Regions from separate parts of the Homo sapiens genome. Here region 2 is linked to region 1. The links are chromatin contacts, found by Hi-C or POLR2A ChIA-PET in ENCODE. All regions are on one chromosome and are shown on one strand. The core of a region is the stretch at or near the end of the contact, and the rest is flanking DNA. Distances in the headings are between cores, read along the strand shown.

Region 1 (2,700 bases), core at 21-2,520:
GAAGCCTTACCTTCATGTTGACAGTGCTTGTGCCTTGGTGGGTCTTTGTGGTATATCATGGCCTCAAGCTCTGTTTTTGCAGGTCCACTGAGTTATTTGTGCTATATATATTCTTTTCCTACCCAGGCCATCTATCTCAGATACAGATCTGTTTACATGTCTGTCTCCCCCACTAAACTGGCATCTCTTCAACAAGAGTAGTTATCTTTGTATCTCCAGACATAGCTCAGTGTTTGGCAAGAACTGAGTTGAAGGAATGACAGCTACATCAGTAGAAAGGACTCATATAACAGCTACACAAACATGCGGTAGAAAGGAAAGTAATTCAAGAGCATGAATAAAATTAAGTGTTTATATCTTAGAATAATTAATATGATTTCTCTCTTTTAAGTGGAATACATTGTTACTGAACACCAGAATTGAGGGGTAGCTAAAAGTAAAAAAAAAAAAAAAAGAAAGAGAAAGGATCACCTCACACCTCACTACCATCTGGAAAGAAGATGAGCTTTTAACAGCCCCTTTCAGTAGGGACGAGTTAGTGCCTGGCATGCTTTGGTGGGAAGCACATTTCTAGGTTCAGGAGAAAGTGAGAATCAAACGTGTCTGGGAAAAGGAGATCCCAGTGTGATCAGCTTGCTTGTGGAAGATTAGCAGGGGTTGGGGGCGTAGAGGGCTTCGGGCAAGAGTAAATGTTAATGAGAGATGGCTTAAGCAGACTTGTGCCCAAACGAGTGAGAACAATTTGACAGGAAGTTCAGTTGAGCATGTGTAGCACTTCTCCAAATGCTTTCTTCTTGGACTGGGAAGAAACACAACAAAACAAAATAGTTACTTTCCCCTTCAACATTATACAGCACATCCTAAATGAAACATGACTTTCTGAGTTACAAGCTGCCCCTGGCAAAAAGGCTGGTTATAATCTCAGTGTGTTCCCTGAAACTAATGTTCCTTGGGCACTCCAGATTTGTGTGACGTACTGTAAGTTATATCCAACTGAACTGTTCTTTTAACTGCCTGCATTAAGCATCATCAAATAAGTTGCGCTGAAAGGAACCACCTGAATAAAGAAGCTTTTATACCTTTGTAAGTCCTCACTGCATGACCCTAGGTCACTGCTGTTGAACTTGGGAGCTTTCTCTCCCACTTTTCACTCTCTTGCCTTTAATGGATGGGGGTCTCCACACCAGGTTTTCTTTCTCTCTCATCTGCCAGGTGCTAGCAAATGGTGCTGCCAGCCTCATTAGGGGAGAGGGGGTAGTGTGGAGGCAGGCACTGGCCCCTCCCTCATGTGCCCCGCTTCCCAGAGGCCTATGGGATACCAACTGAAAAGAGGTCGTGAGCAGAGCTGCTCACCCTGGAATTCATTTTCTCTAGACTCATTAAAATGCTGCCTTCCTATCTCCCTTGGATTTTTACTTTTCAAAACACTTTACGATGTGCGGCCTCATTTTATTTTACATTAAGCTGACAACCTAACATCTCACCAAGTATCAACTGGGAATACAATTTTGCACTCACTGTGCTGTGCCATCTTGCCAAGTTTTGTCTTTGTTACTCAGCTCTCATTCAGAAAGGAATTAATTTGAATTATATGATGCTATGGTTGTCTCCTTGAAGAAGGGCTAGATTCCTGCACACCTTGGGAAAGTATCTATCTGTGAATGTACTTGAATCTTCCAGGTTATATGCCATTCTTCTCTCTTCTTTCCCTTTCACATCATCATGGGCTCCTCTCACGTTAGAATAAACCTTTCTGTTTTGCCTCTCCCTACTCAATGGGATTTCCATTGTTTCTGTCTTCACTTCCTTTTACCTGGGAGAAGCTGATACTGATGGAAAGGCATTTTTGAGTCTAGATATAAAGCTCTTTGTTTAAAGAGCATTTTTAAAAGAAGGGAATTTTTACATTGCCAAAGGTACCCAGGTGTTGCCTTCCTTCCCCATGAGGATTTTGCACAGAGCGCACATTCATACCCACTATCTCTTAGTGTCAGCCTGTGTGATGGCTATATGCTGTCTACCAACACTACAGTCTGTTTGGGAAGCGCCAAATCTTGGGTAGGCACTGGATCTAAAACTGGCACTGGAATCATCCACTCAGAGGAAGAAAGATTGAGGTCAGGTGGGGAATAAGACAGGCAAGTTGTCAGGCTTCTTTTCAGATGGTTCTCAGAGTACACTTCCATTACTTAGAACAGTGGGTTTGGTGGGGGGTTTTGGCGTGTTCTATAGCTGAGCTACAAGCAAAATTAGAGCTTTTTACTTATATACTACTTTGCATGGAGGTAGTCTCAGGGTCCCAGTTACAGCACTGATTTCTTGAAAAGAGTTTGATGTTCTGGCCCATGCTTAATTTAAATGAGAGGCTAAAAGCAGATTGTGTAACCCACCAATGCCCATTTGACAGGACTTGCACCAATCTGACCTACACTTTCATAAGAGCTCCTAAGCAGAGTGCTGTACTGTGGGTCTTCTGCCTTAACTCCAGGAATGGCAGAGATGAGCTACTGTTTATTGAGCACCGACAAAGGAGAGGTACTCTGAGTGTTGAATGCATGCTGTCTCTCAGCCCACAAGAGCCCTGCAAAGGAAGTGCATTGCTCCCCGTATTTATGGATGAGGAAGCTGAGTATCAAGAAGCTTGCTCAGAATCATGCAGCTAGCAAGGAGCAAGGCAGGGTTTCAGAGCTACGTTTATCT
Region 2 (3,149 bases), core at 93-2,592, 71 kb before region 1:
TGTTGGCTTTGGCTCTTATGGCAAAGAGTATCCTACATTGTCTAGAATCTTTTAAAAAGACTTTTTGCTCTTGATCTTTTAGAGAGGTCACTCCTCAACTAGTATTAGGGAATATAGTGTAAGGGATAACCAGTTTGTTCTTTTCCAACACTCAAAACATCAGGCTTAAAGATGCTAGAATTAAGTTAAGCTGGCTAAGATGACAGCTTTGTGTTGGATCTGTTTTAGTGACCAGCCTGCCCCCTCCAAATCTAATCAATATCAAGTGAAATTATATTCCCCTCACCACAATCTTGGCATTAATTTGACTTTCAGATTGACCCATCATGGTGTGGTAATCCAGTTTGTCTTCTGCCCCCTTCATTTTCATCATACTTAGGGTCTGATGGCTTTTCTGATACAGTCAGCTGTGTGTATCCACAGATAGAACCAACTGCAGATTGAAAATATTTGGGGAAAAAAAGACAATAAAAATAACAATACAATTTAAAAAACAAATATGAAAAACAATACAGTGCACCAACTATATACATAGCATTTACATTGTGTTAGGTATAAGTAATCTAGAGGTGATTTAAAGTATGCAGGATTTGACTGATGTGGATTGAAGAAAAAAATGTGTACAGAAGGTTGTGTGTAGGTTATACTATACAAATACTGTGCCATTTGATGTAAGGTACTTGAGCATCTGTAGATTTTGATATCCTTGGTGGGGGTTTGGGGGTCCTGGAACCAATCCCCCATGCATACAAAGGGACAAACATATATTAACATTATGCTAACCTAATTAGTCAGAGTCCAGGATATTGATCAGGCTATATTTACCATGCAGCCATACAGCCCTCTTTCTTTTTTTTTTTTTTCTTTTTCTTTTCTTTTCTGGAGTGCAGTGGCATGACCTTGGCTCACTACAACCTCCGCCTCCTGGGTTCAAGCAATTCTCCTACCTCAGCCTCCCGAGTAGCTAGGATGACAGGCTCCAGCCACCACACCCGGCTAATTTTTGTATTTTTGGTAGAGACGAGGTTTCACCATGTTGGCCAGCCTGGTCTCGAACTCTTGACGTCAGGTGATCCTCCCAAAGTGCTGGGATTACAGGCCTGAGCCACTGTGCCCGGCCCATTTTTATTTTTTCATTAATCTTTGAGATTGGGCCAGCCTTGCCATCTTACTCTTCTTCTTGAGAGTATCTTGCGATGAGTTAGTCCTGCCATTACTTCCTCTTTCTGGACTACTTTTATACTTCCTCTTTCCATATAGTCAGTGTAGTAAGTTCAACCAGAACACTTTGTGCAACCCAGGCATTCATTCTGTGTCTCATTCTTGTTCTCTCTTTGCATGTAAGCCTAAGTATGCTGGACACTGCTTCCGATTTCTATACTGTGTTGTTGGCCTGAAGATAGGAAAATCCCAAGATACAGAATTGGACTTAAGATAGAGGCCCTTAATTGCATCTTGATCCTAAGCCAAATGTTCCAGTCCAGTTTTACTGTATTCCTGCTCTGTGGTATTTAGATGCTGAGCCACCTCATAGTATCATACTTTGATTTTCATTCAGCTTGTGATTTCTTATTTTCTGTAAATGTAAATGCATATGGAGAGAATGGTAAATGGCAGAGCAGGAATTCCTGGGTCTTCAGCCACCACACTCTTAAAATCCCTAATAATTTCTACATTCTGGGTGTTTATAAAATCTTCCTGGGTGTCTGTAAAGTCTTCCTTTCTTTATACTGCTGCCTTAAACCCTGCCTTCAACATCTCTATAGCTTGGACCTTGCAGGTCTCTTTACACTTTTCTAATCCGTTCTCCACATTGCTGTGATCCTAAAATGCAGACTAAACCTATTGTTTGCCGGTGTAAAACCTTTGAGTGGCTCCTCCTTGTCTATACCATGAAACCCAAGATCCATAGCACAGAGGCAATATAGTGTATTGGTTCAGGGTGCAGTTCTAGAGTCAGTCTGCCTGGCTTTGAATTTGGCTTTCCTTTATTAGCTGAGTGATTTTTGGCCAAGTTACTTACCCTCTCTGTCTTCAGTCTGCACGTCTATAAAATGGAAATAACAATAGTGGCTTCTTTGTAGGAGAAGGTTTGCTATGATGTTTAAATTGCATAAGAATAATATAAAGGGATTAAAACAATGCCTAGAGTAGGGTAACACTTAGTAAGTGTTAGATCCCGGCCTACTTTGCTAGTCTCATTTCCTGCTGAAACCCTAAGCTCCAACCAAACCAAACTGCTTCTAGATTCCAAGTGTACACTGTGCTAGTTCATTGTTCTGTATCTTTAAACATGGTATGCCCTTTGCCCGGAGTGAACATCGCCCTGCCTGATGCCTGAGCATTGTCTTCACTCTGAAGATTCCCAGACCAGTCTGAATAACCTGAGTATTGTAGGTATTGAAGATTCAGTGAAGTACAGATTGGACAACATGTCTGTCTTCATAGAAATTATGTTCTACTGGGGAGAGAGAGACAACAAAATAAATAAAGCAGGGAAGAGGATGTTTATGGGGTGGGTTTGCAATTTCAAATAGGCAAGGCCTCATTATAAAGGTGACATCTGAGTAAAGACCTGAAGATTAATGAACAAGCCAATGTGGGCAAAGAGTGTTCCAGGCTGAGGGAACAGCAACTGGCTCTGGTATGCTCCTGGAATAGTAAGGAGGGCACTAGGGCTGAAGCTGAAGAGAAAGTAGTATAAGACGGTGTCAGAAAAGAAATGGGGCCAGGTTGCAGAGCGCTTGGTTGAGTGAGATTGACAGCCACTGGAGGGTATTGAGCCAAGGAATCCTGTGATTTGATTGTTCTAACTACTAGGTAGACCATAGGTTGTATAAGGGCAGACACATTCTAACAAGAATAATTTAGACAAAAGATAGTGGTGGCTTGGATGAGGGTAGAAGCAGTGGAGGTAGGGATTGCTTTAGATTCTGCCATATTTTAAAGGTAGAGCCAGTGGCATTAGCTAATAGATTTGATATGGGGTAAGAAAAAAAAGAGGCTGGGCACGGTGGCTCATGCCTATAATCCCAGCACTTTGGGAGGCTGAGGTGGGCAGATCATGAGGTCAGGAGATTGAGACCATCCTGGCTAACACAGTGAAACACCATCTCTACTAAAAATACAAAAAATTAGCCGGGTGTGGT

Evidence for each region. A loop is a pair of places that touch in the nucleus more often than their neighbours do. ChIA-PET counts read pairs that join two places held with the same protein, here RNA polymerase II (POLR2A). Pooled maps may share reads with other maps.
Region 2: a pooled map shows a loop between it and region 1 (2.0-fold over the local background). The contact joins the enhancer-like site here to the promoter of BTBD9-AS1 in region 1. A Hi-C loop is called at or near these places in 2 of 168 maps with a recorded cell type or tissue (dorsolateral prefrontal cortex and posterior cingulate gyrus), 1 of 37 single-sample maps with no recorded cell type and 5 of 50 pooled maps. POLR2A ChIA-PET finds 5 or more read pairs at or near these places in 7 of 52 experiments (A673, BJ, CD4-positive, alpha-beta T cell and 4 more).

The regions. Positions count from the first base shown.
Region 1 is chr6:38,480,166-38,482,865 of GRCh38, reverse strand. It overlaps BTBD9-AS1 (BTBD9 antisense RNA 1), which reads right to left and starts at 1,270. Exons shown (of 2, transcript NR_144472.1): 1 at 1,080-1,270; 2 at 339-799. The region is part of intron 6 of BTBD9 (BTB domain containing 9); the gene reads left to right.
Region 2 is chr6:38,550,469-38,553,617 of GRCh38, reverse strand. The region is part of intron 6 of BTBD9 (BTB domain containing 9); the gene reads left to right. Among named protein-coding and RNA genes, the nearest start is that of BTBD9-AS1, 70 kb to the right of the region's middle. RefSeq lists a silencer at 1,169-1,369. Within about 2 kb of position 1,342, at least 2 of the 41 ENCODE cell types and tissues checked have a DNase peak (open chromatin) inside an H3K27ac peak, as active enhancers do.